Linked DNA regions of Mus musculus: regions 1, 2 and 4 are each linked to region 3. A link is a loop called in an ENCODE intact Hi-C map of the cell type or tissue named here. Cell type or tissue: heart. All regions are shown on one strand.

Region 1 (8,000 bases), 270 kb after region 3:
ATTCAAAATAGCACTGTGAAAGTTAAGTAGCTATTGGCTTCAATAAACATATTTCGAAACACATCAAACTACTAACTACTAGCTACCAGAGAAGCGGTGACAGAGATTAGAGGAATAGCATCGGGCGCCTATGGTCTCTCTAAAGGAAGAGTATCTCAAGTAGACCCCAGATAGACATCCAGACATCAAAGGAGGGTGTAAGATACATGAGCCGATCTAGACTGCTGAGTGCCATCCAATTCCGTTGCATTTGCCTGCCCTTCATCAAGCATCTGCTCTGAGGGAGTCCCCTGGGACAAAGATGTGCAGGACCAAATTCAAGAAACTTACACACTCAGGTTAGATAGGATTACCTGGAAATCAGGGCAGAACGACATGCCAAAGAGAGGAAGTTTCGGTGCAAACTGCAGACAGGATACAAGCTGCCCAGCCTCCCTTCTCATGAAGCTCCAAAGGGGACAGCATCCACCCTTTATTCCTGTCTCACTTTAGAGAGATTCTGGTGACCATATTCAGAGAACAGCCCTGACTTTGCAAGCAGACACAGAGGGGTTTCTGATCACAAGCCTTCCCCTTGCCTGCTGTGCAAATAACCTTTCTGAGCTTCCCATCCCTGCTATGGATTAGCCATAATAGTGTCTGTGCACACTGAAGAGCACACAAATGAATATTGTCCTTCTAGGAGGTGTTGGAAGCAGTTGTGCTGCCTGTAGCTATATGGGAACCAAAGGGCAACCAAGGAAGCAGAAGTTTCTTCTGGGAATCAGAGGCCACAAATGGGTAGTCACATGTCTTGTAGCCAGATATGCTTGGTTTGGCCCTTGGTGGCTGTTAAATTTTTTTAATTTATAGGCAATATTTTAAAATCATATTTCATTGAAAACAATAAATGTATAGTAAGATCTTGGATTCTTGGCTTCTCTGGAAAAACTAGGCACTCTGAATATAGAGCCTGTGTCATGGTGTATAAACAAAGTAACAGGAGTTAACTGGACTTTCCATAACCCACACCACACTCTACCCTACTCCACTCAACAGCCTTCCTCTGAAGATTCCCTCCCGTTATCCAAGGCACCCTTTCAAAAGTTCAGAATGTTCCAAGCTGCAGTCCTTTATGTTCCTTTAAAAAGAGGGGGATAAGATCTCCCCACTTCCACAGGGACTCTGCTTATCACCCCTTCAGAGCTCACACAGGACACTTTTCAGAGGACACTGAGATCAAACCCCAGGACGGATTCCTTCTGAAAGTCCCAACCTGGGCCCTGAAGGATGGGTGGAAAGAGGGGACGTTGCTCAAAAGAGCATGCAAGAGTCAAGTGGACATGGCTAAGAGGAGCGTGCAGAATACAAAGCCTCCCACAGGGTGAGTGCTGTTCTCCAAACTCCATCTTGTTTCTGAGCACCTTCTCCCCCAGCAGCTGACTCAGAGAGGCAGTTCCTCAAGGCCTCAGAAGGGTTTGGATCCTAGTGTTGCTCGGTGCTTGGCTAGGGAAGAAGGTTGATTTCAGAGGACTTTCTGAATCGATTTGGAAGATTAAAAAAATAATAATAATAATTTTTTTCTTAGCTATAACGCCAGGAAACACTGAACTGTAGGAGAAGATAACTAGGAGAAACCCAGGGCTCAAGCCCAGGACTTGGAAGCTTTGTGGCCTTTCTTCTTCAAGGAGGAGGTCACCCAGAGCTGTCCAGCGTAAATCATACAAAGGAGTGAAAATCTCTGTCCTGTCTCCTTCTCAGAGTGGTCATTGCCTACTACAAAGGGAAAGACTCAACTGAGAACTCTCCCTGTCAGCTTCCCAGAGTCCAAAATATCTCTCTCAGCCTAGTATCAACACTTCTGGGAAGAGGGGCCTTAGGGTGGTGGAGCCCAAGCAGCCGCCTCCACCACTAAGCACCAGCCATACAGGTGTTAAAACAGGGCCCAAATTGCTAAGACCTTGTGCCTACTTATCATGCACAGGCCCAGAGTGTGACACACAACTTCTGTATTGGTGTCAGAGACAGGGCTTCCTGAAAAACTCTGAAAAAGAAATTAACTTGTCAATTTGACCCAAGAAGATCTCTTGGGTCAGCATCTATACATAGGAGGTGGCAGAAAAGAACACAAAGTCACAGTTGCCTGTAGTAATGTCTAGAGAAAGACTCAGCAAATCCTAGAAGGCAGGTTGGGAGCTGTGATGACTTTTGGTGGAGAGGGGTTAGGTTTCTGTAGTCTTGGTGTGATCGATCAATCATTGGCTGTAGGCTGAACTTGGGAAGAGGGGTGGCTTCCTAGCAAGATGGCTCAGGTAGAGAAAAGTCTCCAGATAGGTTAATAGCTAAGAGAAGCAGTAGGAAATCAGCTCCTTCATTCCTGCATAAGAAGCAACACTGAGCAGACATTACCAGTCCCACTTCATGCAGGATTATGCAAGTGGTTTGCACAGATTGACTCACTGCCTTCTCTTGATAGCCACAGGACTTCTTTTTATCTTTGCTTTATAGACAAGGGATCTCAGAGGCTAGGTTCTTTGCAGGTGAGGAGTGGAACCAAGATTTGTACCTAAAGAATGTGTGTTATATATGTTATGGGGTAGGGGAGAAGGCAATGGGGGAAAAGGATGGTGAGAGGGAAGGGTAAGAAAAAAGGAAGAAAAAAAACAGTTTGAACGTGTCTGCAGGAAGCCCACGATCATAGCTATAAATCTAAGGCAGCCCAAGAGCAATGGAGGACTCATGATCTTCCAGTCAGTCTTTGGTTAGTTAAACTAAGGGACATACCCAATAAATCAGAAAAGGTCACGGGTCTGAGGAAGACAGACAAGAAAGAACATAGTATACCATCCTTCAGACATCCCTATTTGTCTAAGATGTGAAGGAAACCATGACTTTTCCAACATCCAAATAAAGAAATTGGAGTTCTGTCATTCCAGAAATTGTTGCTGGCTTTTCAAACCCAAAGACACTGCCCAGACTTCCCCTAAGCCCTTGGCAACCCACTGAACTAGTAAAGTGGTTCTCAGCATTAATTCGATTGCTATCGTGAATAATGAGGGGGAAATATCTTCCCTCTGAACTTAACTATACCAGCTTTGAATCCTGGCCAGCCAAGAAGCCATTTTATGCACTGTTAGAGTTATCGTTTGCCCAACTAATTAAGCATGTTTCACATTGCTGGCCTCAGAGCCAAAAGCTGGGGAATCAAAAACAACTCAACCTAACATTGCCCCTAAAAAAGCTTACAACTATTATGAAGGACATGGAAACATGAATATTTATAGTACAACGAAAGGAGTGATGGCTACTTTGGGCAAAGAAAAATGCTATGGGTGATCGAAGAAAAAGAGTAAGTCCAGGAGGGAAGCTTCATGGAAACAAGTGAATTTTGAATTGTTCCTTGAACCACACAAAAATGGTAGAATTCCAATCAAGGAAATTAAAGAGTTGCTGGAGAAAATACCACATATTGAGGGAGGTGCAAATCTCATACAAAACCAGAAATAGCTTAGTTGGGATGCAGCATGGAGAAGACAGAAAAGACCAAAAGGCAGAGTGGATAGTAAGTGGAAACCTTAAAGGTCAAGCTGAGAAGATGTCTGGTCTTTGTTTCATTGTGGGGAGGGGCAGTTAAGAAATGGATGCATCCAGATGTGCTCTGTAAAAACAAAACAGGATGGAAAGACTTCAAGAGTGAAAAAAAGAGTCAGAAAATCACAGGAGTGCTTTGTGACATGGAGACTGGCTGGTCAAAGGCAATAGAAATGGTATGAGAGTCATAGACCAGATGGCAGAAGGATGGAGCAGGCAAGATCAACAGAACCTGATAGCCAGCTGGCCATGGTTGACAAAACACAAAGAAACATCGAAGAAGTTTGGGGGTCTTGTGCTTAGGAGATATGGGGAAACAAGAGGGCAGGTGAATTAGACCATCAGTTCTCCCTGGGTTCGGGGACTCTGATGGGGAAGACCAAGGATGAGAAGACAAAGAATCAAAAGCTGGGGTCAGGAGGACTGAGAGGACTGCGGTCCCAAGCTAGAGAGTCTATTAATCACAGCTCCTTCTACATTCAAATGAGGAAACAAAAAAACAAATCAATAATGTTCATGAGACAGCAGAATTATGGGGAACTCAGAGTAAGTCTCATTCTTCTTTTGCAAGATACATGCTGGTACAATAAGCAGAGTGTTTTACATCTCATCGTTTGGAACATTTGGACCCAACTTTACAGAGAAACTGTCCAGCTCCAGGCTCTATCCTTGGTGGCCTCCAGAGCCCTGGCACCAGTCCATTGCTGGCCTTGCCAGGGATGGCCTTGACAAGAAACAAAAGCCCAAAGCTCTTGTTCCATGCATAGGACCTCCAAAGAGCCATTAGTTTTACCTTGCCCCTGACAGGAAGGTAGCAAAGTAAAAATTTTCAAAGGAGGAAAAGATCTAAGAACCCATTTGTAGAGGAAGTGATGGGATTTGAAGGCAGTATTGGACATACAAATGGCAGCTCCCAACAGTCGTATTCCGTGTGAGTCCTGGTACTCGGAAGGTTCTTACTAGGTGTTTGCAGAATGTAGAAAGGTAACACAGAGCATTAGATGCAACAAGTGTTAACAGTTCAGGAGAGAAAAACCTTGTGCAGCTGAAGGAGGAGACAGATCCTCCCGGGGCGGGGAATGAATACAACGGCTGAGAGAAAGATGCATTTCTCAGGGTGAAGGGACCACTACCAAGAGGTTGCAATTACATAGAGAGACATAACAATGATAACTTTCATAAAATATGTTACATAATATAAAGTCTTGGGTATCCATAGGGACAATTAGAGATCAGTGAAGGTCTTTGTCTTAGAGTTTCTGGTTTTGTGATAAAACACCATGACCAAAAGCAACTTGTGAAAGTTTATTTCATCATATGGCTTATAGCCCATTATGAAGAGAAGACATAATAGAAACTCAAGGCAGGACCCTGAAGACAGGACCTGAAACAGAGGGCATGCTGGATCATCGCTCATTGGATGGTTCCCTCGAGACTTGCTCAGCCTGCTTTCTTATCAAACCAAGGACCACCAGCCCAGGGATGGTACCACCCACAATGGGCTGCACTCTCCTACATCAAATTACAATCAAGAGCATGAAGTACAGACTTGCCTACAGGCAAATTTTATGGAGACATTTTCTCAATTGAGAGTCTCCTCTTCCTAAATGACTCTAACTTTCGTCAAGCTGAAATAAAATTAGCTAGCATAGCATTTGATTTTGGAAATGACATGATAAAAAGTGAGTTTTGGATACAATGAACTTGACACTTGTCAGTAAGAGGACCTAAAAGAAAGAAGAGGAGCGAAGCATCCTGAGAAGCTGTTGTACCTAGTCAACCATTTGCACAATAGAACTGAAAATCAATGATAGATGGTGAGGCACTCACTTTGAAACAGTTGAGCATGCAGTGGAATTAATTCCCTGGAACATACCCAGTCTGGGAGACAGCACTGATAGCCTCCTGGGAGACATGAACATTCACCCCAAATAGAGCACTAACAACAGATCAAAGAAATGGCCCCTCCTAAGTATAGCTTGGTGAACCAGTGAGTTTATTGGGTAGTATGGTTGAGGGGCTACTTACAGGAGCATAGGCAACTCCTAGGCAGCAACACCATGAAAAGCCCAGCCCAGTATGGTAATAACTCATTAAAAACTGCATCCCTGCAGCTCCCTGCTCACCTTGCAGGAAGCTTGGCCATTCAAAGAGTCTCTTCCCCGCTGTGATTGTAACTGCTTATGTAATCTTGGAAAAGGATCTTGTGACTCCTGTAACTTTCAGGAACTTCCTTTAAGTTTAGAATCTCTGAGCCCTATGTGTTGTGTTTATTCCATGAGTCTTATTAGCCTACCCTTCTTCTCCATAGGAAGGAATGTTTTAATTCAGACAAAGATGCATACAACAGCTTCCCTTTAAACAGACAAAACAAAACAAGCAAGCAAACAAACAAACAAAGGACACAGAATGGGAACCTGAATCAGTAAGCTTTGATCTTGATGGTAGAGAGTTGTAGAGTTTGGGCCTCCAGAGGAAGCATGAGGGTACTGGCTTTAGCTGAAATGCTGCCCAGAGGAGGGAAGAGGCAGGTACAGAGACTGGGTGCTGAGGCAGGGAGAGACTTGCCAAGAGCACAGGTTCTTTCTTCAAGTGAGATAGAGTGGCAGAGACACCTCTAAACCAGAAACCCAAAGCTTGACTAGGAGGGGTTCCACATTTTCCAAGATGACCTTGACAAGTCTTCTGGGCTTCTCAGATAACTAACATGGAACCATTAACCCAATAACTAAAATTCAGCTGACACAGGACAAGTGTATATAGAGCAGGAAGATTTTGAGTTTCCACTTGCTCACTTGTGTGTGGAATTATCAGCTTTAGCCATTCATGTGGCTGGACTGTGAGAGGAGGAGGGAGTATTGGATGTGGGTGGTAATCACTCACCACAAAAGTTGTTGAGCCATCTGAAAAGGAAATAGCATGATTTCCATGTGTCTGCTGCACTCTTCAAAGTTCACTTCCTGACATGGAGAAGTGTTTTTACAATCTTTGCACCTTTTTCTACAGAATGGCAGGAGTAGCTCATGTGTGTTTCACTCCTGGAGAAGTAAAAAAGTGGGAAGACATCTTTGTGTATTGAATCACAAGCTCTTCCAGGGCAAGAACAGGTCTTCAATCTCTTTATCCTGGCATTGTCTCTGCATAGACAAACTAAGCCTTTACAGCCCATTGGCACTACAGGGTCATGCAAGACATCTATAGCTCAGAGCTAGTCTTCATTCCTGGTCAAAAGCCAGATTTCAATAGATGAATCAGGTGCCTATAGGCTTAACTCTTACAGAGACAATGGGAGCCCATGATAGTGAGAGTGTTACAGTGACATAGAAACAACTTGACTGTGACAGCAAGGGATTGCCCCTGGCCTGATACTTCTGACCCTTCACTGATTTCTCCCTCACTCCCTATTCTCCCAGTCAAGGATTTACACCTCCTTCCTTTTCACACACATTTTACACGTGCCTTCACCTTCCTTCCTGTGAAAGGTATTTCATTCTACCTATACCCCACAGCTGCTTCCTGTCCAATGCCAGGTGGGTGTGTCCCTTCATCTATAAAACCTACGAGAGTGAGTCGCCTTACAGGAATATCTCCATCTCTCCTGCCCTGCACTGTCCTGTTGCTCTCAGGCTTCTGTCTGAAAGCTCTAACTGTTAACAAATATGCTCCCTCTCTCACTTGGGTCTACACATATTTAATTTTATAGGTAAGCAAACAAAAGCCCCTCCCCCGCCCCAGGATATGTCTTACTAGCAAACAGGTGCTTCATAAATATTTAACTGAAGAATGAGCATCCATCATGATCATATAGTCATATCTGTCATCACCATGAGCTCCATCAACACCTGTCTACTGATAAAGGCAAAATTCGTACCAGAACTGTGTCTAGTACATAATTAGCCCTCGGTGATTCTTTGACAAAAAGGAATCTCCATACAACCAAAGAATCTACCTGACTTCGTAAGAAACTGTGATTCTAGGAAATGTTGCAAGCTCTGTTCTTTACACATTGCCCTCAAAATCCTGTGGCTGTAGTGGCAACTTGACTTTCTTGTCTTTCCTTTTCTTCTTTTCTTAGATCTCCTCCTTCATGTCTCATGCCCCAAGTTTCAGTCTGAGATTGTTCAGTTTCTCAGAGAAGGAGGGGGGAGGGGAGAAAGGGAGGGAGGAGGGAAGAGAGGGAGGGAGGAGGGGAGAGAAGGAAGGAGAAGGGGAGAAAGGGAGGGAGGAGGGAAGAGAGGGAGGGAGGAGGGGAGAGAGGGGCTAGATGTGATTTCTCTCCAGCTGTTTCTGCAGCCCCCAACCCAATCTTCAGAATGCAAGGAACGCTGTCTTTCTGTCATTTGGCCTCTGTGAGGATTCTTGCCCAATTGCCAGAACGGACCAGCCACCTGCAGTTGATGAATCCTCTGGCCTTGTCCCAGACAAGCTGT
Region 2 (8,000 bases), 260 kb after region 3:
CAGAAAAGAAACTTGTACATAGGTGTGCTGCTAGGCACTGGCAGCACCAGGCTTGGAGGCTAGACGCTGAGGCTGCAGAGCCGGCTCGTTAACCCCTAGTCTCTGCTGTCTTTCCTCTGGCAGTCCTCCCAGGGCAGCCTCATCACTTGTGGGTGCTGCTTTAAATGCTTGCTACAGCCTCAGTGCCTACTGGATATTGAGTTCCTGGGGTGAAGCCAAGCAGGGCTGCAAAGGGGGCTTCTTAAGGTACGGAGGTACTCTGAGGCCACTGAGGAGGAATGCCAGCAAGCTTCTGCATTCCTCAGCTAATAAACGTCTTACAGAAGTGGAGAATAGCCATCCATCCCATCACCTGTTCTGCTGGAAATGTTGATTTCCCCTGAGTGCAGAGTCTAGAACTGAGAGTCGTTTCCAGAGAGCATTTTACAGGAGCTTCTTTCTGTACTGGTCTAGATGCTTTTCAGGCTGAATATGAAGGTGTCCCCCAGTCCCCTACCTGCCATATGATTCCAAGCACTGGTCTAACCGGAGCAGTGAAGAAGTGAAAAGATGAAAGACACAAAACACAGAAAAATGTAGATGGTGAAGCTGGAGCACCATGGAAGTATGGAAGCTAGCGTGTTCATTATCTACAGCTGAACAGAGAGGCATGGTTGCTGCATACAGCTGAACAGGAGGCAGGTTTAGTTATTTTCTATATGAGCCACCTCTGTAGGGGAGCAGTCTTCAGGCTGTAATCATCCAAGGAGAGAAAGCTATAGTGGACATTTTCTGCACATATCGTCAGCATTTACATTCAGACTCAAGGATGCTTTGCCATCCCTCTGAGCCTTGCTCAGGAAAGACTTTGTCCAGCCCCGTGGAGCTGAGGCGCTGGGGTCCTTAACGTGCCCCCATGCCCATGTCAACAGTACACATTACTCAGGATTTCATTCTCTCCCTGCAACCCCTTGAGAATCCTGCCTGGCCTGCAATCCTTTTATTAAATAGTATCATAACCCCCCACCCCCACCAGCAAGAATTACAGAAAGAAAAAAGTCTCAAACCCTACATCCAGGACATTCCTTCACTCTAGTTTATATGCACTTTTTTTAAAGCTCTTAATAAATTTCAAAAGTGGGAAATTTTATAGTCTGTTCTCTGCAGCCCCTGTAAAGATGCTTTAAAAGAAAACATGAACAAGTCTTCTAACAGTTCATCAGCTCAAAAGTTTAATGTAAAACTGTTCAAGTCTCCCTGTCCCTTTCTCCCTCTTATTGTCAATACAGAGGACAGATATTTGTTTGTTTCTTTCTTTCTTTGTTTTACACCCCAACTGCAGTTTCCCCTCCTCCTCCCCTCCCCTACCCCCTCCTCCTCCCTTTCCCTTCAGAAAAAGGAAATCCTCCCATGGATATCAACCAGCCCTAGCACATCAAGCTGCAGTAAGAGTAGGTGTGTAGTCTCCTATTGAGACTAGACAAGGCAGCTCAGTTGGAAGAAAGGGTCCCAAAGGCAGACAAAAGAGTCAGAGACAGCCTGCGCTCCCACTGTTAGGAGTCCCACATGAAGACCAAGCTAGACAACTGTAACATATATGCAGAGGAACTAGGTCAGTCCCATGCAGGCTCCCTGGTTAGCCCCTATGAACCCAGATTGATTCTGTGGGTTTTTCTGTGGTGTCCTTTGCTCCTTTGGCTCCTACAAACCTTACTCCCTCTTCTGAAGGATTCCCCAAGCTCCACCTAATGTTTGGTTGTGGGTCTCTACATCTGTTTCCATCATTTGCTGGGTGAAGCCTCTGTGATGATTGTGCTAGATTCCTGTCCCAGCACATCTTGGAGGCAGAGCAAATTGTAGGTCAAAAGTTTTGTGGCTGGGTTGGGGTCCCAATCCCCCCATTGGAAGTCTTGCCTGGTTACAGGAGATGGCTATTTCTAGCTCCATATCCTCCATTTCTAGGAGTCTTAGGGTCACCCTCATGGATTCCTGGGTGTTTCCATTGCCCTAGGTGTCTAGCTCATCCCAGAGATGCCTCCCCATTTCAGTTGTCTCTCCTTCGGTCCTCTACCCACCTGATCCTTCCTGTTTTCACCCCAACTCCCACTTCCAGCCAGCACCCCCATCCACCCTTGATGTCTATTTTATTTCCCCTTCTCAGTGAGATTCACACATCCCTGAGCCCTCCTTGTTACTTAGCTTTGTTGGGTCTGTGGACCCAAAATTATCCTGTACTTTATGGCTAATATCCACTTACAAGTGAGGACATAACCACATGTCTTTCTGGGTCTGGGTGACCTCACTCAGAATGATTTTTCTAGTTCCCATTCTGGAACCACATGAGTGAACATGGCCCAGGAACATGGATTCAGGTTCCTCAAATGCCTTATTTCAACATGGCAACAGTTGCAGGAAATTTTTATAGTCACAGAGCAAACGGAAGTTATAAATCAAGGCATTCTTCAAATATTTTGGTGGGAACATCAGGTAGGCAGTTTACAGCACAGAAAAAAATTTTAATCTGTTCCAGGTTTCAGATATTATCTAATAGCATTCTTAGCTTCTGGTAGAATAAGAGACCTGTTAATCCATTCCAAAAGCATTTATCTGAAAAATCAAAGGATGCTGGCTCAGACACTGAGAGCTAAAGATAGCAGAAGATAATCTGGCAACATTCCAACTCTCCATCATCACAGTTTTAATCAGCCTTGTAGAACACAGGTGTGACTTCTTTTTACCCCAGAAAACTTCAGTTCACAATGAAATAGCTCGAAATAGTGTCTAGGTGGAAGAGGCATAGTTTAGGGTAATATATTCTAGTACTCTTCACCTGGAAGCCATGACATTTTAAGAGTAAGCTAATCAGATGTTTACACTGCCCCCTTCAAAAGTAGAACCCTGTACCCCAAATCTTCAGTGTGTTTCTTTTCCCTGGCCCACCCTCCACCCTTCACACATTTATCTGCACTCTCTAGCACCACCAACTATCACCCAATTCCCAGGATCCCTCCAGGGCAGCCAGGCGAATTGCCTTTGTGCCAACTCTCACCTTATTTTATTCAACAGTCTTCTCCTTTATCACTTGAACATCGTCAACATCTGTTGATTCGAGTCTTTCCTTGTTCAAAGACAGCATGTATTAGAAGTAAACAGGAGGATCTGGTGCTGAGCGTCAACAAATGCAGATGCAGACCTTGCCTTTGTGATGCTTACAATCTAATGTGGGGAAATTAGGCAAGGAGCCACACACTAATATATGTGTGCTTGTAGGTTTAAGGGACATGGAGCTCATAACAAGGGCCTTCTACCCTGGTTTGGAAATTATCAGAATAATAAGGACGAATTAGCTCAGAAGAGTGAGGAGGCACATGGGTACTGGGCAGAAGGAAAAGCCTCAACAACGTGAGGAAGGAGGCCCACGGCTACTCGGAGTTTGGAAAGGAAGCCAGTGTGGCTGACAGCTAGAGAATGAAAGGAATGAGTCTGTGTTTTATCTTGTCTTCAAGTCACATTGGTGAAAGGCTAGATCATAAATTTGGCCTTAGACAGGTTACATGTGAGTGCCTTTGACATGTGTCAGACAGGCAGTTAAGACATAGGTCTAGAACAATCCCTTCAAAGACTATGATGATTTTTGTCCCCTCTGGGTATATTTGCTAATGACTGGAGACATTTTGTTGTTGTTGTTGTTGTTGTTGTTGCTGCTGCTGCTGCTGCTGCTGCTGCTGCTGCTGCTGCTGCTGTTGCTATGGCAGAGTATGAGGTGCTGTTGGCATATAATGGGAGAGAAAGATTGCCAAAAATGCTGCAAAGTTCAGGGCAACCTCACCTGCACAGCAAAGAATTCTCTAACGTAAAGTGTCAATAGCACTCAAAATGAGAAATTCTTGTCTTCAGATATTTGAAATTCATAGTCCAAATGCCTTTGGCATTGATAAGGCTGCATAGCGGAAGACTGAATGTAAGATACAGGAAGTATTTGAGGAATGTTATCACAAACACGGCTGGGTGACCAGCATAAACGCATAAATAAGAGCAGTCAGAGAAGGGGGGAAAAAAAGAAAGGAGACTCACTCACAAAGACCAACATTTGCTGGTTGGGGGTTAGTATCATTCTGTCAAAATTCTGTCCAAGAAGTCAGAGGACCGACAGACAAACAGCTCTTAAGAGCACTTGCTGCTTGTGCAGAAGGCTAGGGTTCGGTTCTCAGCATCTTCATCAGACAGCTCTCAACTGGTTGTAACTCTGGCTCAAGAGAATCCAACAGTCTCTTCTGGCCTCTGGGAGCACTACACACAAATAGAACACATACACACATGTAGATAAAACACTTATAAAATAAAAACAAATGATTCGTTTTTTAAAAAAGCAAATCAGAGATGATGGGCTGAAAAGTGTCCATTTGCCTTCAAAGAGGTGAATGTCACCGGAGGTTTGGTAACAGGGTGCTACTATGGTGGGTGGAGAATTAATGGAAGGCATCAAAACAGGCGGTTTCTGTAGGCAAGCTGGGGTTTTGTTTTGGTTTAGTTTTAGTTCTATTTGATTTTAGTTTAGTACTGGGGAGAGGAGAAAGAGTGATCAGAGTATGGGCCTGACATTCAGAATACTTCATGAGGGTTAGAGGGACAGCTCAGTGGGAAAAGCACCTTTTCTGCAAATGTGAGAACCTAAAAGGCTACATTTAAAAAAGCTGAGGGCAGCAATGAGCCCCTGCCATCCTAGCACTAGGGAGGAAGAGACAAGGAAGCTCTGGGGTTTGCTGGGCTTCCAGGCTACTCAAACCCTATCTCAAAACATAAGGTAGAAAATTCATGATTTCAACCTCTGACTTTCACAGGCATGTGTGACAGGCATGTATAGGAGCATGCATGCGTGCACGTCTGTGTGTGTGTGCGCGCGCACACACACACACTCATTTAATTTTGGAAATTCAAGTATAAATGAAATAAGCAGGTTATCATAATGGATATCTCTAGTACCTTGACGTGTATGGATGCTGGATTGTATTTGTTTCTCTAAAAAGCAGTTTTTTGTCCTATGAGAGTTAACTAAGCTGAATTCACATTCTAAGCTCCATCTTCTCAAATCAGCAAGAACCAATGTCTCCACTCAGTTCCTTGGGCTTCTTGCTCATGGCCAGTCAATGGCTGGGAATTTTTTTACCCAGACTTGAGAGTCAATTCTCTCTGAAGTTTCCTCCCTTCAGAGTTCCCTCTTCACTGTCCAGATGTTCTTTCTAATACCAAAACTGTTCTCAGGCACCTCAACTGTAAGTCTGTGACTTTCTGTTGCTCCAAGCTGTTTGAAGATTGGACTGCCCTCAGGCAAAAAGCTGCAGAGCCACAGAATACTCGCTGCTTTCAAAGGCAGATGCTCCTCCAGTTTCCAACATCATTTAGCCAATGCCATTGCTGCAGACCCACAGATATATATTTAAAACATGATGGTAAAATAAATTGTTTATAAATGAATGACTTTATAATGGTTGTTTGGAGCAAGGGTATTCTGTGTCACTACCAGAAGCCAGAAATCTTGTTTCATTTCTAGAATGATGAAGACTTGAGTATATAAATTTTATGCTTATCTACTAGAGTGAAAAAGAGAAAGAAGGGATTCCTGAATCCCACATATTCTCTTACCTCTACTCCATGTCCTTTAAGTCTAAACATTAAACACACTAAATCAAGTGATAAGATATTAAATTGAATGTATTCTATTATCTTACATTTACAACTGGATTCTCATAGTAGACTGTTGCAGAATTAGTTGATCTCATTGTAAAACCAGAGATTATCAGTGATTTTTAATGAACATACATACATAATATTTCCCTTATTGGTGTGTTCAGCTATTTTTTGATAAACTGTTATGTCTTAAGTGCACTAGAATGCAATTGTTTGTAATGGAACTGAAGTGTTTCCCTGGACAGTTTAATGTGCATATGAATGAGATTTACAATTTGGTTGTGTATTGCTTTTTAACTTATTAACTGTAAATAAATTTTAAGCATATAAAAAAACAAAAAAACAAAACAGAGATTATGTTATTTACTGGGGGAGGGCGGTGGGACTGTTTCTAGTTGTAGTGTGGCTCAGCCCTTACCACACACCTTTAAGTCCTCTGAGTGGAATACAGACACGCCCTCTACACATCTTTACTCCCAAACAATGAAGGTTAAAGTTAATTTGTAGAAGGAAGTACCTATGTTTGAAAGTGATGTCTTGCTGGTGGACAAAGTAATGAATCAGAGAAAGACTTAACAGACTAGGATATGCCCAACTCTCAGGAGAAGAGAGAGAAGAGGGAGCTACTTAAGGGGGTAGTGAGGAGAGAGAGGAAGGAGGTAGTTTTACCAGGACAGTTGTATAGAGACAGGTTGCAGAGACAGAACAAGCTACACAAAGGTGAAGACAGAATGAGCCAGACAAGGAGAAGGAGCTGGAAGGTTAGAACAGATTGCCTGAGTTAATTTGAGGCCAAGCAGTGCAAAAAGAAGAAGTCAAAAGAGAAGCCAGATTGAATAAGTCTGGAAAGGAGTTTGCGCAAGAACAGCTGAGTTGAGCCAGCCAGCCAGAGTTCAGAAAGAGCTAGAGATTATTCAGTTTAAGCTTCAGAGAATAGAAACATTCTAGACCTAGATTAGATTGTATGGAGGCTAGAAGCTTCCGGAACTAGGCCTAGGATAGCAGACAAGACAACAACTTACTTACAGTGAATAAATAATACTTTTACAGTAGACTGGAAGGCTAGGTTTGAATTGGTATTATTAGACTCCTGTCCTGAAGAAAAAAGCATCTTATGATAAGCACCCACCCCTTCTTCCCATCCCCAGCCACAACTCCCATTTCAGGTGCCTGATGCATACATGTCCATACTCCCCAACCCTCGTGTCCACATTGTAGTCATGGCCATGTGGTTTTTACTCTAAAGCAAGTGCCTGGACTACAGACCCACACAGTTGCTAAGGCACTCTTGGGGCTAGTGAGTCTGGGGATTCTAGTGCCAGATCTAGAGTAAAGAAGAGAAGATTCTGGGCTGGGCAGTGGTGGCGCACGCCCTTAATCCCAGCACTTGGGAGGCAGAGGCATGCAGATTTCTGAGTTTGAGGCCATCCTGGTCTACAGAGTGAGTTCCAGGACAGCCAGAGCTACACAGAGAAACCCTGTCTTGAAAAGCCAAGAGAGAGAGAGAGAAAGAGAGAGAGAGAGAGAGAGAGAGAGAGAGAGAGAGAGAGGATTCTGTCTCTAGAGAAGACTGTTCCAGATGAGTAAGCCCTTGACCCAGTGCACTCCTGGTCCTATGGAGAGAAACAATTGAAGGAAAGACACCAGGACCTCCCAGAGCTTTGGGGTAAAATCCATCTTCTTTGGAGCTAAGGGTAAAACTCAGCAATGCAATTGATGCGCTGGCTCATGATCTTTGTTCTGTTTCTGCACTGACTGCCTGGTTTCTCTATGTGTACATGTTTTGTTTTGTTTTGTTTTTCCTAGTGGGCTGTTCATCACCATTCATGACAAGGGCCACATTGCAACAATGCTGAACTCTTGGCCAGAAGACAATATTAAGGTATGATCCTGTTTTCATTGTTATTGCCCTGGTGCTGGAGGAATCCTTGCCATCTGTATTGGTGTTAATTCTACCTATGAAATGTGCCACTGTGGCACTGAAGACAGGATACTTTCCTCATTACATGGGTCCTGATCACAGATTTTCTGTAGCCACCACAGATGCATCATAGAAAAAAGATCTTGCCAGGCATTGGTGGCGCATGCCTTTAATCCCAGCACTCAGGAGGCAGAGGCAGGCGGATTTCTGAGTTCAAGGCCAGCCTGGTCTACAGAGTGAGTTCCAGGACAGCCAAGGGCTACACAGAGAAACCCTGTCTCGAAAAAAAAACAAAAACAAAAACAAAAACAAAACAAAATAAAACAAAAAAAGATCTACACTAACTACATATCTAGGTAAACTTCCTAATATTAGTCTAAAGAAACGTTCAGCATTCATTTAAGTACCTACC
Region 3 (8,000 bases):
GAAACAAGGCTTAGAAGTACGCAGTGGTGTTGAACTGCATTCATTGACATGATAAGACGATCTTCATTCTACATTTTCCTTAAGGTTTCTATGAGCCTCTGAAAGTTAAAACTTTAGTCCAAACATAGAAAGGGACATAGACTTCGAGAAATTAGTGCAGAACATTTTTCCAAATTGATTGGGAATATCTGCTGAGCAATTGAGACATAAAACTAAATGTGAAGTCCTCATGTAGACTTAAACTGGCACTTGGCTATTAAAGTTATAAGCATCCAAAGTAATTTGCTCTGTCATCCTATTTAAAGTGATTTATACATAGACATTCAGGGATGTAACATACACAATTTTAATCTCTCAGCTAGAAACATGATGCATGTGCTACCTAACTTTAAATCCTGTAGTATTTAAAAGTGGATCATCTTGTTCTTGTAGAGCTGTTTGGAAAGCCAACACCTTTTGAAAGGAATGAAGATTGCCAAACCTTATCTTTCTTATAGCTAAATCTGGATGAAAAAAAAATGTTAGTTCTGTCACATTCCATTTCTAGGAATGAACCTTTGCAGGATACAGGTTCCTCATGCACATAAACTATCTTCTAAGCTTTCCAACTAAATGTTTTTTATGAATTACTTCACCCAGTAGCAAAGCAAAATGGAGAAGCAAGGTAAACAGCGATTTTTCTCATCATACTTAGTAATAGAGAAACTGCATTTCTTTTCCAGCTTTGACTATCTGACTCACAAGAAGACTACACACTCCCTGCCCAGGTTGCAAATATTAGCCACTGTCTAGTTATCTAGTGCATCAAAATATTTACACTTTACAAACATACTTCATAAGCCCAATAATAGTTTTATGGTAGAGGGAATTTGCACATTATCAGATGTGCCAATGACAATAACCTTCCTAGGGACTGAGGACTAGGGACTAGGGACTGGAGTACTGAGAATAACTTTTGTGATTCTCTAGAGGACAGTCTTCAAAACTGCTAACAACTCAGTTCTCCTTATGGGGGACAATGTTTGAATGAATGATTTAACTCCTAGAAGCCAGCAATTGCTACAAGAGAACATCTAGTTTTTCAGACATCTATTGTCTATTCTACAAAGTACGGTTTCCTGTGACCACAATAAAATGTAAGAAAGTACATGAAGGTGGTGCTCATGCTAGACACCAGTTGGAAGAGCGACAAAGGGTCCTCCATGAAATCTGTAGCCAGGGACACTGAACAATGAGGCTTTGCTAATTCCCCAAGCAAATGCCTACAAATGAACAAAGCTCTGTGAATACACTGAAGCCAAGCTTGCTCTCATTTTCCAGAATCACATAACCCCTTAAGGCAAGACAGACCCAGTCACAGTATGGCTTAAGAATGATGGTCTTGTAAGGAAACGGGAGGGGACTTAAGAAGCCCAGCAAATCAAGTACAATCTCATGGTCACACAGAGCTTAACTTCTCTATCAGGTTTTAGGCAAAATGAGCCATCCTAGTAATCCCAAGACAGCCTAGCAGCAGAGCAATTACAGAGTGCTGTCAATGGTGAGACCATGAGAAACGAAATCCCTGGAGTTATTTGGAATTATGCATGAATAATGCCCGGTGCATTAACTCCTAAAACATCCATGGGAGGGATGCTCAGGAGAACCTGAGACTATTAGCACAGCAGACCTGGGCCAACAATGTTCTCAGACACACTAATGGGAACTTTGGCACTTAGGCCACAGGCAGAAAAATATACCTACATCCACTGTCTACCTGAATAGTCATCAGTGAGACAGAAATGAAATCCATATTAATTACCTTGGAAGACTGCTTCCTTCCAAGGTCAGAGAAAGCATGACAAGCTGCCTACTGCCTGTTTATAATAATGGAAAATACAAGTGAAGATTTATTCATATATTTATGGCACACTCAGAAAAAAAATGAATGTAGTGCCTTCAAAAGAATCCTCGGTCTCTTTATCCCGTCCCCAATCCAGTTCTAAGAGACTCTTTAAAAATGTTCACTGAATAACACAGGCTAGCCTCAAGTTCACTGGCCTTCCCCAGCCTTCGAAGTGTTAGGATTCACAGGCATGCACTACTGTACCTCACTCCTAGGAGACTCCTAGAAAGACAGGTAATAGTTCTTTTAAACACTTTCCCCCCCCGAAACAATGTCTAACAATATCCTGATACTAATTTGCAATAGGGATTTTGGAAAAACCTAACTTCAACTATAAATCAAACTCTTCTCACAGAGCCTGATAAGGCTATTTTGTATTGACCTATCTGTCCTTAAGGCATTCGCTAGGACCTCTCAAGTTCACTTACAAGACCTGGGAGTAGCAATTTCTATACTAACCGAGATCCTGAATCATCTGGAACTTTCCACAGGCTACGGGCTGTTTCTAAATTCTCGTGGATGTCACCCAATGGACAATAAAACAAACAGGATTTTAATCAGAGGCTTTTCTCAAGGGATGCTCTGAGGGAGGTGGGAGGGAGAATCGGCTCCATTTCAGGAGGGGGTGGTATTGCTCCATCTAAACACATCTTCCTCTCTTAAAAGTTCTAGGGGAGGGCAAATCTTTTCTTTCAGTTAGCAATTTGTGATAAATGGCTACATGCTGAAGAAATATTTGCTTCCAACAACTGTTGATAGCCCAGGCATAATTTTCTAGATTTAGCACTCAGAGCAAAGTCGGCACCCAGCACAGAGCCTGATCCCAACTTGTGTTTGCTGACTTTTTCTTGCTTGTTAAGGTGTGTTCATAGTCACGTGCCAGGTTAAAAATTAATGCTCAGAGCACGATGAAGTCAGATACAGTAGGCGCAAAACTCAAAGAAAGAAAATGGTAGAGGTTACAGTGTGTGTTCGTGGGGGAGAGCCTACCTTGACCTCTCCAGGGACACCTTGCCATACACAGCTCCACTTGACCCCTAGACAACACCTTGCATCCAAGACAGCGCTTTCAAAACCTTCTTTTCCCCATCCACTTTAAGAGAGACACTGAGTGAATCCAAACGCTGTACAGAGCCGGTGTCCGGGGAGGGAGGCTCTTTCAGGCTCTTGTCCTAAGCCCAGAGTCTGTGCGGAAGCCACGGCAAACTCCCCGGTGTTACCCGCAGCCACCCCACCCCGCGCGCACCCGACTCTTTGTCCGGCTCCGGCACACGCCTGGTCCTTCGGACCCAGCGGGAGACGCCGGGTCCCCGCATCGCACTCACCCGCGTGGAGCAGCCCGCCGGGGCCGCGGCCGTGCGCCGCTCAGACAGGTGTGGGCGCCCGGAGGACGCGCGCGGCTCCCATGCCTGCTCCGCAGAGTGGCCGAGTGCGAGCCTGAGGTCCAGCAGAGCCTGCAGCACCCGGTCCGCCCCCCATCCCCTCCCCTTCGCCTCCCGGGCCCTCCCGCCCCGCCCCCAGCCGCGAGCCGCGCAGCCCGCCGGCCGTCGCCTCCCCTTCCCCTAGCCGCCTGCCTCCAGCCAGCGTCACCCTGCTATTCAGAGGTCCAGAACCCTCGGGCCCCGCGCAGGTGGGTCTCCGCAGCGCGTCACCACCAGCGGGTCCCCGTACTCGATGCCCCTGCACCGTGTCCGATGAACGGCTCCTACCAGTGACTCTTGCACTCTCCCGCTCTAGACAACTTCACACCAAGTTCTAGGGGTCTACATTGCCCAGAGTCTGCTAAAGCAATGCTCCAGAGTGGGCGGTCCCTTCCAACCTTCCAGTCCTCCAGCACCCCGGGTGCGTGGAGCGCCGCTAGGCAAGTTTGCAAAGCAGAATTCAAACTTGTAAGCTCCTCACCCGTGCGCATTCTGTGCGCCTTGAATAGTGACGACCGAGCTCCTTTCCACCTTAGTTCCTCCTCTAGCGCTTCTAGAGTGTACCTCAGTTTGTAATCCAGAGGCAGGCTACCGAGGTTGCAGGCCCTGCAGTTCAGCTGCTAGCATACTGGGTCCCAGAGCACAGCAAGGGATCGCGGACTTGGCAGCTTCCCAGGGGTTGACTGGTGACGCCCCCGGCCTGGTCTTTACTGGGGCACCAGGGCACCAGCTGGTGGAGCCACCTCCTAGCTTATGGTGCCTGTTTCCCTAAATCACTGGAGAAGTCCACACCTGGGGGACTGAGTCAGCCTGGTGACCTCACTATTTAAATATCTAATGCTATATAGTCTTAGTAGTCTCTTAAGACTATCCACACATCCATTTCTGTGAACCAACCCTTCATGCAGGTCATGGAGATGAAAAGGGTGGAGCTGTGGATTTCCCCTCAGGACTGGAGGACTGGAGAGGCCTAATCTTGCTAGCAGTCAGACAGCTCCTGAACAGTAGGACAAAATTTTGCAGAGGTCGTTTTCTTCTCTCCTCCTCCTCCTCCTCCTCCTCCTCCTCCTCCTCCTCCTCCTCCTCTCCCTCCTCCTCCTCTCCCTCCTCCTCCTCCTCCTCCTCTCCCTCCTTCTCCTCCTTCTCCTCCTCCTCCTGCTCCTCCTCCTCCTCCTCTTCCTCCTCCTCCTCCTCCTCCTCCTCCTCCTCTTCCTCCTCCTTCTTTTTTCTCCTGTCAATCCCAGAGTAGCCTTCCTTTTTTCCTGTCAAAGCTTGCCCTCAGAAAGGGAGGGCCTGACATCCTATTCCACACCAGGATGTTAGTGACATGTCCAGTGAGCTAGTGTTTGCCTTGCCTTTAAATAGGAAAGCCCTGAACACATTGTTGAGTAGTGTTTCTCAAACATAAAGGAAACTAGTATTGTCCACCACGTTAAAGGCAAAACCTTCTTAGACCTCCCCTGTCTTAGCTTACATTTTCTTTTTAAACAATCCATTAATGTGAGTGTATACATAAAGCTAGGTGAAAACTTAAACGTTTGAACAACTCAAGAATAAAACTCAAACTGATCGAATACAAAGATTCTCTTCCGGAACAGTAAAATTTAGGGTTTCTCTCAGTCAGTTCTCCACAGTGCTTCCACTCCTGTGGTCTGTGCAAGGCCCTAAAACACTCTGTTCTCTCACTTCTTGTTCTTCCCAGCTCTCTTTCTTGTTAACATAACTGTGAAAGTGGTAATTTCCTAGGGCCAAAGCTTAGCACATAAAAACCAGATTAACTCTTGGTGATTTGAATGAGATGTTTCCCATAGTCTCTGGCATTTAAAATACTTGGTCCCCAGTTGGTGGTGGTGTTTAGGTAGGCTTGGGAGGTGTGGCCTCGACTCAGGAAGTGTGTCACTGGGGGTGGGCTTTGAGGTTTCAGAGGCTGGCACCATTCCCAGTTCACCTTCTCTGTTTTGTGCTTGGGATTTAAGGTCTGAGCTCTCAGCCTCCTGCTTGCCATGTCTTGCCTCCATGGACTCTGACCCTCTCACACTGTAAGCTGGAATAAACTCTTCTCTAAGTTGCCTTGGCCATGTGGTATTATCACAGCAATAGAAAAGTAGTACTGATGGTTATCTCAATGATCCAGAACATGCTTAGAGTGATTCTTTGAGATCACACAAGTAAAACAAATTAAATTACGGGTCTCCCAGGGTTTATAGCTCCCAATCGAGCTATATTTATGGACTTGGAACTCTTTATGACTACACCAACTAAAACCTAGTGCAGTTCAAGAGGTCACAGAAATGACAAAGGCACAAGAATTATTACCAAAGAAAAACCCAGATAAACCCTCCAGCTTCATCTGCTCTTAGTTAAGTAAATAACTGCTTGCTTTAGAGGCCACACGGCCATGTGATGTGTTGTTAGCTGCCTATCAGCGTTAATACCAGAGCTCCTTTGATATGTGGGCTAACTAAACTATTGGCTCCGTTACTTTACAGGAATGGCTAAAATGGCATGAAAGACTTGGTCCCTCTGTTTTGACATCATGTCTATCCTCAATCTTGACCTTGTAGGCTTCTCACCATTACATATAAACACATTGAGCATTGAGAACTATTTTGTCCAAGACTATATAGTACAGTGCCAGTGCTACTGTTTCTATGTCATAAGATCCCACAGTTCTGTGTGGTACCCTGCCAGGATCTGCTCCTGACTAGCATTGTGGCTTTTGTCCTAACCTTTCCCTGCCTCAGTAGCCCCTTCTATACAACCAGGGCTGCTGGGGTTGCGTTAAAGGTTGAATAGATAAATACGCAGAATGTGCTTGAGAATAGTTCTTTATGTGCAGGGAACAGGTAATAAACATGAGCTGTGGCTACTCCACTGTGCAAAGAGACGGTGTTTTGAAGCCTTTTCATATAGCAAGACCTCTGTCCATTTTTTTGACAGTTATTGCTTATTTTTCTTAACAGTTGTAGTTTTCAAAGTAGAGCCAGGAAGAACAAATATTACTTCCATCAATCATAAAGAAAAACTGGGGCACAGACGGGCCTCAGAACACTTCCCTCTCTCGGCCAGTTCCAGTTGTTACCGTCTTCTCCCCAAACAGCTAACAAACAAACAACAGCACAGACAGACGTACAGAGGGTCCAGGGCTTAAACAGGACTCTGGCTTTAGATGTTTCCTAGATTCGTTATAGAAAAATAATTTGGCCCTTAGGTCATCTGCACGGCGGCCATACGGACAGCAACATGATGGATCTGTAGGGTACTTTGACCTTTGAGAGATGTGTTCTGTGTAAACAGCAGGTGTTCCCATGCCGCACATAGATGTCTGCTGTTTTCTTTTTCTGTACTTGTCTGTCTTCCCCCCAGGGGGAAAGGACCCCAGCCCCCTCACTGCCTTCTCAACCCTTTTTATGTGCACTGCAGTTGAGGAGTTAGAAGTGCGCTCGGGGTGAAGCCTGCGAGATTACTGTCTGTCCACTGTGTTGAAAATTTCTGGGGCTGCGCAAATGCCCCTGACCCTTTTGGTGCAGGTCATTAAAAGCTATGGTCATAAAACAAAATCTGACACAAGGTAAAGGGAATTATAGTCTAGGTCAAGGAACAAACATGAGTTAGAAAATGGGAGAGAATCATTGCTTCTTATTATGCCAGGTCTGAAGACTTCCCCGAGGCAATGGGATTTGAATTGAACTCAAAAGGTAAAGGCCCGGGAGTTTCATTTTACTGCCTTTGTCACTTTGAATTGCTGGAGATCGGATACAGCACCTGCTCACACCGGCTTAAAGCTCTACCACTGGGATACATACACCCCCAGATTCTGGGCAAGGTTTTAATATACATTATCTTACTGAGTCTGTGGAACCACACTGCCATATGACGAGAAGAGCATTTCTACTGTATAACTGAGGAATCTGCAAGGATTGAGGGAGCAGAGCTAGGGCTGGGCTGTAAAGATTATGGGTGCGTCCTTTAATGAACACATTATGCTTGGTGGCATGGGGTATATTTTATTGCATGTAACCTTCAAGATAAAAGAGAAAAAGAGAGATATGTTAGTCTGTCATATGCTGCTGAAAAAGAGCACCACGCACTGGATACTTTATAAAGAACAGAAACTTATTTGGCTCATGAGTCTCGTGGCTGAGAAATCTACGATGGACGTGCCTGTGCTAATAAAATAGGTCACTGGGCATCATGTGGTGATACAAGAACGTACATGGCTGGCTCACTTCTATACCCAAGGCAGCCTCACAATACAAATTCTATTCCCTCCGTAAGATTAATTTACTTCGTGAGGTGTCTATCTCGTAATGGTCCCACTAATTGTACTGAGAATTCAGGGATTACTGTTTCCTCCGTTTTGCAGTCAGGACACTGAGGTTAGAGTCTTCAGTCAGGATCCCAAGTTCTGCTCTAGTAGACCACACGGCTGAGGCTCCTGCTGGCCTGTCTCATACCTTAGCTGCGAGTCCGCACTGCGTCCGTCCGGGACTCTCCTGTTCTAGTGCTTCCGATAAGGAGCTGAGCTAGTCAGTTTGGAAGCTATCAGTTAGATTACTTCAGAGGAGATCTGTTTCCTGGCTAAAGCACTCCACAGTACACGTGTATATTGAAATATCACACACCACCGACAAACACCGACGATGTTTATGCTTTGACGCAAGATTGAAACATTATTGAAATAATCATTTCCA
Region 4 (8,000 bases), 390 kb after region 3:
GGAGGGTTGCTGAACTAAGAAGGCCTTGGGAAAGGGATGGCTGAAACTGTTGCTATGACGCGACAAAGGCTCGCTCGGTTGCTAGGGCCTCAAGGCCCGGCCCCCTAAGAGAATCTGATCTGTAGAAAGCTCAGCCAGCCACTTTAGAATGTCATTTTTAAGAGAAAGAAAGGGAAAAAACAAAACAAAACAAAACAAAACAAAACAAAACAAAACACCCAAAACCTTTGTTCTTTCCTTCTTGCTCAGGGCAGTGAGAAGACCTGGCCTTGAAGGCGGTCCATATTGTAATCATCCAGAGCAAATGGTGGTGGGGGTTGTGGTGGGAGAGCGTGCTGGCCGACAGCGATGTCGGATCTGATTGAGGATTTGAGTTTGAGCTGAACTCTGTCAAGGTTTTGTTTTGTTTTGTTTTGTTTTGTTTCCAGGCTCCCCTCTTTGGAACTGGAGGGCAGGAGAATGAAGGCAGTTCATGTTTTTATTTCTGCTTTTTCCCTTTCCTATAGAGAAAGGAATGGGGCAGATCTATTCCTGCACATGACTTTGGCGTTCTCCTGCCTGCTAAGTGTGCACATGTCAAGCCCATCCGGAAACATGGCTGTCAGCTTCACAGAAGTGCCCTGCCTTCCCCTGCGGGCATTATGCTACCCTAAACTATATATTAGCTTGAAAGTGTTTGAACTTTCTAAGACGTGTGTGTGTGTGTGTGTGTGTGTGTGTGTGTGTGTGTGTGTGTTTGTGTGTGTGTGTGTGTGTGTGTGTGTGTGTGTGTGTGTGTGTGAGAGAGAGAGAGAGAGAGAGAGAGAGAGAGAGAGAGAGAGAGAGGGAGGGAGAGGGAGAGAGAGAGAGAGAGAGAGAGAGAGAGAGAGAGAGAGAGAGAGAGAGAGAGAGAAATAGAGTCATTTATGTGGTGGCTATCTGTTCCTTTGACTTGCCTTGTTCTGTGAATAAAGGACATATTAGCCATCCCCTTCTTGAGAAGCATTTGAGTTGTTTTCATTTGTGGACATTGGGAATCACGATACTGAAGGCATCCTCTTACAAGACTTTTGGTTTTGGTGATATATACTCATCTCTCACGTGCACATAACTCAGAGTACATTGGTGGGTCATGGAAAAGACGTGGTTGGTTTAGATTACGCCAAGTACATTTCCACGGTGGTTGCTGCTATGAAGAGCCGAGAGGAGCTATTGGCCTGTGATGTGAACGGAGGCCGGAGATGATAAACCACCACCTGAAAGGAAAGGGAGGTGGTCCACAGTTGCCATTTTTAAACATCTTATCTGATTTACGTGTTTACCAAACCCAAAAAAGGCTGCTTTGCAGCTGAGAATAAAAAGGCTGCAATTGTACACTTGAACCAGGGTGCTTCTCTTTGTGTTCCATTGATAATGACTATTATACAGACATCGTTATTCCTCACAATATCATACTTGGACAGCAACACACTCACACATAGTGTTTGTGATGGTTAGTTTTCATTGTGAACTTGAAACAACGTGGACTCACTTGTAAAGAGTCCCAATGAGGGACTCACTAGATTAGATTTGCCTGTGCACCTGCCTGTGAGAATTGTCTTGGTTATGCTAATTGATTCGGGAACACCTAGCCCACTATGGGTGGCACCGTGCTGTGGGCAGGGAATCCGAGACCCTGTTTGTGTGGAGGTGGGGCTGAGCACAAGGTAAGCATGCACACTTTCATTTCTCTCTTCCCAACCTGCAATGTTTGAAGTGCCTGCTATTCTGTCCTCCCTGATATAATGGGACTGTAACCTAGAACTATGAGGTGGAATAAACCCCTTTCCCCTCCAAGTTGCTTTTTCATCTAGGTAGTTTATCACAGCAACAGAATGAAAGTAGAATAACACTGTATATTATTTTTACAGTGTAATAGTTTTATATTATATTATTATTACAGTATCATGCTAGAGATACTGTATTTTTTTTTTTTTTTAGTATAGGTAGGTCAGCTCTACCACTCCTGGGCATATACCCAAAGTGTAGGGGAATGCCAGGGCGGGGAGTCGGGAGTGGGTGGGAGCACCCTCATAGAAGCAGGGGGAGAAGAGATGGGATAGGTGGTTTCCAGAGGGGAAACCAGCAAAGGAGATAACATTTGAAATGTAAATAAATAAAATATCCAATAAAAAAAAGGGGAGAGAGAGAGAGAGCAGTGCAGAGAGCGAAGGGAACAGGAGGAGGCAGTTTTCCTGCTCATATCTCCTCAGCCTTCACAGAGGATGCGCCATGCGAGCTCTACCACACACGAGGCACGGTGGTGGCCTCACCTCTACACTACAGTGTTCCCACCTCCCGAAATGCCTTCCTCTTCCATCGTAGAATGTTTACATTTTCTCTTTATTGTGAAGACTTTCATCATCTTTTCAGTCAAAACGAGTATATCTGTCTTAATTATTTTTCTGTTGCTGTGACCAAGGCAATTTATAAAAGGAAGTTTTGATTTACCTGTGGCTTCAAAGTTAGAGACCATGATGGCAGAGCAAAGGAATTGCTAAAAGCTCATGTTTTGATCTAAAACCACAAGGCAGAGAGAAAACACTGGGAACAGAGTGAGTCTTTTGAAAACTCAGAGCCCACTCTCAGTGACACACCTAATCTTTCCCTAATCCTTCTGCTAACTGAGGAGCATACATTTAAGTATATGAACCTACAGTAGCCATTTTTTTAAAGATTTATTTACTTATTATATGTAAGTACACTATAGCTGTTTTCAGACATACCAGAAGAGGGCATCAGATCTCATTACGGATGGTTCTAAGTCACCATGTGGTTGCTGGGATTTGAACTCAGGACCTTCGGAAGAGCAGTCAGTGCTCTTAACCACAGAGCCATCTCTCCAGCCCCTTTAAGGCACTCTTAAGTGGTCCATAAGCATTTGCAGTTCAATGAGTCCAATATAGCTGAACAAAGACAATGGATGAGAAGGTGGGGAAGTTAGGAAGCAAGAGTTGACCCAGGAAAGCAATGGAAATGCTGTAGTTTATTTAAGATTTATTTTGGGGCTGTGCATGGTGCCACATGACTCTAATCCCATTACTACGGACATAAAGGCAGGAGGATTTCTCTGAGTTTGAGGCTAGCCTGGTGTACATAGTAAGTTCCAGGACATCCAGAGCTACACAGAGAAACACTGTCTCAAAAAATATATATTTTTTAATATGTGTCTGTGAGCCTCTGTGTGTGTGTGTTGAATGTTGGGGGAGGGGGTCCCTTCAGAGGACAGGTGTCAGGTCCCTTGGAGCTAGAGTTGCAGGTGACTGAGACACCTGACATGGGTTCTGGAACCAAGTTTTGGTCCTCAGCAAAAGCAGCAAGAGCTCTTAACCACTGAGCCCTTTCTCTAGTCCCCAGCAGTGGGAACTATTAGAGATATAACCAAGGTAGATATTCCACACAGCCCACTTCCCAAAGTATGGGCCCTACCTAAGATCTGAAAACCTAATCAAAGCCAAACAATAAAATCACCATAATTTAGTCTAAATCCACACATTCCACACACCTGGGAAGCTTGCTGGGATGGTTTGTATATCCTTGGACCAGGGAGTGTCACCATCTGAAGGTGTGGCCTTGTTGGAATAGGTGTGACCTGGTTGGAATGGGTGTGTCACTGTGGGTGTGGGTATAAGATCCTCACCCTAGTTTCCTGGAAGTCAGTCTTCCACTAGCAGCCTTTGGATAAAGATGTAGAACTCTCAGCTCCTCCTGCACGATGCCTGCCTGGATACTGCCATGCTCCCACCTTGATGATAATGGTGAACCTCTGACCCTGTAAGCCAGCCCCAATTAAATGTTGTTTTTTATAAGACTTGCCTTGGTCATGGTGTCTGTTCACAGCAGTAAAACCCTAACTCTTCCTTGTTGTTGTTGTTGTTGTTGTTGTTGTTGTTGCTGTTGCTGTTGCTGTTGCTGCTGCTGCTGTTGTTTTGAAATGATAATATAATTACACCATCATCACCTTCCACCTCTAACTTTCCTATACACCCCTACTTGCTCTCTTACAATTAATGGTTTCTTCCTCTTCTTCCTCTTCTTCTTCTTCTTCTTCTTCTTCTTCTTCTTCTTCTTCTCCTCCTCCTCCTCCTCCTCCTCCTCCTCCTCCTCCTCCTCCTCCTCCTCCTCCTTCTTCTTCTTCTTCTTCATTGATTCTCCATTTCCTTTGTTTGTTGTGGTTATTTTTTCAAGACAGGGTCTCTCTGTGGAGTCATGACTGCTCTGGAACTCACTCTGTAGTTCAGGGTGGTCTCCAACTCAGAGATCTGCCTACCTCCACCTCTTGAGTGCTGGAATTAAAGGCATGAACCACTACCACATAGGATTTTCTTAAATTGGAGTTCTCATTCCAACCTCTATTTCACCTTTGTACACAAGTCTCGGATGTTATTATGAACCTACAACCGTTACCTATATAACTGGGTTAAGTAACCCTCTTCAGAACTTGAATTTCTTCAATGTTTCATGAATGGTTATTTAAGCAAGCTTGCTAAGATCTGCTCAACACTTTGCCAGGATCCCTGTATACACGCCCTCTGTAAAGCGCCATCTAGTGGTGATCGGGGTAACTACTTCTAGGTTGCCTAATTTGTACTCCAGCTTTCAGAGGCCTTGTAAAATCCTATTAGTCACAGCGGTTCCCAACTTGTGAGCCACGACCACCATAGGGGTCACATATTAGACATTTACATTATGATTCATAGCAGTAGCAAAATTACAGTTATGAAGTAGCAACGAAATCATTTTATGGTTGTGGGTCACCACACCACGAGGAACTGTCCCAGCATTAGGAAGGTTGAGAACCGCAGTGAAGAGGGGAAAAAAGCCACCTTGGTCTGCATGAGTGTGTTAAGTGAGACCAAGCAGTCTTCTCCGGACTCCTATCTTCTTTCACTTTCCCCCTCCTCTCGTTTTGTCACATCCTAAATCTTCCATCCTTTCATCCTGCGTTTTGGTTGTTTGATGGTAAGAGTACATCTGGCTTGCGTTTGCAGTGTTCTGATCCCTTTAAGAACATCCAGATGTTCTTTTGGAACTCACACATCCGTGTTGTGCATGATCTCGGTGGGACAAATTTCCCAGTGACCACACAGTGTTCCAGAAGCTGAAGGGAACAGCCCAGACCACCCCTGACTCAGCAGGACCAGGGGCTACGTGAGCAACCAAAGCTCATGTGAGAAGGTGATTTAGGGGTTCAATCACACTCAGCAGGAAAATCTGGAAGGCAACCATGCAGAGGCGGCACGCTTTCCTCTCTACCAATCAAAGGAAACTGTCAGGGCTCATACGGCTCTCCTTTCCTTCCATTCCTACCTGTCTGACTCTTGCAGCTTCTCTCACTGTGTAGCGTCCGTCCCCTGTCCCCTGTCCCCCCACCACCACCACCACCACCACCCCCAACACACACGGACTTCCAATAACTCCCTCAAAATAACGCATGGTAACGTCTGTGACCTTGTCGCTGACAAATTTATAAAAACAACTAAATGTCAGACTACTGCATTGGTAACAACAGAGGCAGGCTAGCCACTCTCCCACGAAGCGGTCAGATGAAAGAGACCTATTAAAAGCCTAGCTTAAGTTACCCACGCGGTTCCAGCAGAACCGCATGCTGTTAACATGCCGATCCGATCCGTCAAAAACCAGAGGAAGAACAAATGCCAGTAGGAAAATTAGACAGATTTGCCTAATGTAGATTAGATTGTGTAGTTCTGGGATAGAAATTAATTCACCTAACAGCACATCAAATCTTTTACTTTAGGAGAAAAACAGCTGCAGCTGGCAGGGACTCCTCAGCTGGCCCTTACTCTCCCCCACACCGACTCCCCATAGAGATCTCCCTCGGGAGAGGAGCATATAGATACGATGCAGATGGGGGGTGGGGGCGTGCACATACACATCCAGTAGGAACATCCCACAAGAGAGTTTACGAGATACAAAGGGGCTGGAACTTTATCCGGTGCTTTCATAAAGAGAACATAAAGAGTGGCTTTCATAAAGAGAACAGAAGCAAGATTTGTTCTTCAGATGTTTGGTTCCTGACAGCTTGAGCAGGCAGTCCTACCTGGCTCTCTCGAAAGGTGAGGGAGAGAACGGGCAGTGCCACGTGCTGCTCTGTACCTTGGACTCCATCGACTGGGGAGAATTCAGCTGGCCCATTAGTGAAGGGCAGCTCTGGGTTTTAGTAAGGTCTAGCTAATACTTAGAGAAAAGAACTTGGAGCAGAGGAATGGCTTGGTGAGTAAGGAACACTAGCTGGCAAGCATGAGAGGCAGAATTCGGATCCCTAGCACTCTCGTAAAAAGTCAGGGATGGCCCAGCACAGCTGTGACTTGGACCGAGATGGGGAAATCCCTGGGGCTCACTGACCAGTCTAGCTGAAAGGATGGCCTTACAGGTTCAGTGAGACTGAACTGTACTGGGGAACAAGAAAGAGAATGATAGAGCAGGATACCCCACATTTCTGGGAAAATTGATTCCCTTTTGGGGTTCTAAGTCTTGATTAATTGACTGATTAGTTGATTTGTTTGTTTGTTTGTTTATATGTCTATGAGTACATGAGTGCTTTACCTACATGTACACCTGCATGCCAGAAGAGGGCATCAAGCCGGCCGGTGGTGGCACATGCCTTTAATCCCAGCACTCGGGAGGCAGAGGCAAACGGATTTCTGAGTTCCAGGCCAGCCTGGTCTACAAAGTGAGTTCCAGGACAGCCAGGGCTATACAGAGAAACCCTGTCTCGAAAAACAAACAAACAAACAACAACAATAAAAACAGAAGAGGTCATCAGATCACATTAAAGATAGTTGTGAACCACCCTGTGGTTGCTGGGAATTGAACTCAGAATCTCTGTAAGAGGAGCAGCCAGTGCCCTTAACAACATCTCTCCAGCCTCTAGTTCCTAGTGTTGTTAATAAAAGAATTCAGAAACAGGCTCAGAAGAATGTCAATGTCACTAGTCTAAAATAAAAGAGCAGACAAGCTGTTAATCTCAATGGTTTCCAGGAGTTGAGAGATGGAGAAGAGAAAGCTATGCCCTTTGAACTAAGGTTCCTACTAAATTGGCATGTCTTAGCAACGAAGGTCTGCAGGCAAGCACATGACAGACCAAAGGAGTGGGGAGCTCAAAGGACAACTGAGAAAGTCCCCAGTGCTAGGGAAAGCATGCCTGGACTCTGGGCATCTGAACGAAAGGAGGCAGAAGGAAGGGGGAGAGTTAGGGTCTCCTGAGTTTGGAGTCAGAAAGTGGACAGGCTCTTCTCAGTGTCTTCACAGAGAGACTTCTGGGAAAGATAAGTGTGATATCTCATTAGGGGGACAAACTAGTATTCTGAGAACTGGGATATTAAACATAATCAAATGCATACTGGACTTCTTTCAATGGAAGGAACAGATGCTCTAATAGTGTGTAAATGTAACCATCTCATAAGACTTTGAGTTCTTGTTATAATCCTTTGAATTATTTTATCATTCCATCATTTCTAGTTTAGTCTCCAGGTCTTGTTTCAGAACCACCCCCATGAAACTTTGTGGCAATTCCTTCCTAGGAGTCCTTTAGCAATGTCCCCAGCACTGCTCCTCATACATGTAGCATGTCTAGTTTACAGCATTGGGAGATTGCTCTAATATGGTTCTCCGGACTCTTGAAAAGAATGTCTCCATTAGTGTCTCTCTCTCTCTGTCTCTGTGTGTCTCTCTCTCTGTCTCCGTCTCTCTCTCTCTCTCTCTCCCTCTCTCTTCATTCATTTTTTCCTTCTGTCCCTTCCTCTCCTCTATGAGTCTGTCCGTGCACACTCCAGGTCTGCTATCAATTATGAAGGCAAGCTTTTATTCTCAGGCCCTCCCATGCTGCAAATGGAAAAGCAATTATCTGAAGAACCCAGTACATTTTTCTGTCTTGACTTCTCACTATCTGAGTTGAGAACAACTTAACCATGAGCAAGCAGCTGCTTACAATGCCCCTCTTACTGGGCTTGATACGTACA

What was found. A loop is a pair of places that touch in the nucleus more often than their neighbours do. Peaks named below come from ENCODE experiments on the same cell type or tissue, not always from the same donor. Only the 100,000 strongest peaks of a DNase experiment are listed, where the experiment ranks them.
Region 1: a loop joins it to region 3, with 2.2 times the contacts of the local background. A loop is called at or near these places in 2 of 42 quality-filtered maps.
Region 2: it touches region 3 in a loop (2.0-fold over the local background); 2 of 42 quality-filtered maps call a loop at or near these places.
Region 4: a loop joins it to region 3, with 2.8 times the contacts of the local background. A loop is called at or near these places in 9 of 42 quality-filtered maps.

What each region holds. Positions count from the first base shown.
Region 1 is chr7:89,788,500-89,796,499 of GRCm38, forward strand. The region is part of intron 4 of Me3 (malic enzyme 3, NADP(+)-dependent, mitochondrial); the gene reads left to right. Among named protein-coding and RNA genes, the nearest start is that of Ccdc81, 110 kb to the right of the region's middle. In heart, no CTCF peak of the experiment used is centred here; no DNase peak of the experiment used is centred here.
Region 2 is chr7:89,778,953-89,786,952 of GRCm38, forward strand. Me3 (malic enzyme 3, NADP(+)-dependent, mitochondrial) reads left to right here. Exons shown (of 14, transcript NM_181407.4): 4 at 7,474-7,549. Among named protein-coding and RNA genes, the nearest start is that of Ccdc81, 120 kb to the right of the region's middle. In heart, no CTCF peak of the experiment used is centred here; no DNase peak of the experiment used is centred here; H3K27ac peaks cover 489 bases.
Region 3 is chr7:89,514,237-89,522,236 of GRCm38, forward strand. It overlaps Prss23 (protease, serine 23), which reads right to left and starts at 3,350. Exons shown (of 2, transcript NM_029614.4): 1 at 3,211-3,350. In heart, CTCF peaks have their summits at 2,499 and 4,036 (motif pointing right); DNase peaks (open chromatin) are centred at 3,325 and 3,985; H3K4me3 peaks cover 2,716 bases; H3K27ac peaks cover 2,018 bases.
Region 4 is chr7:89,903,574-89,911,573 of GRCm38, forward strand. It overlaps Ccdc81 (coiled-coil domain containing 81), which reads right to left and starts at 56. Exons shown (of 15, transcript NM_001162979.1): 1 at 1-56. In heart, a CTCF peak has its summit at 4,567 (motif pointing left); no DNase peak of the experiment used is centred here; H3K4me3 peaks cover 276 bases.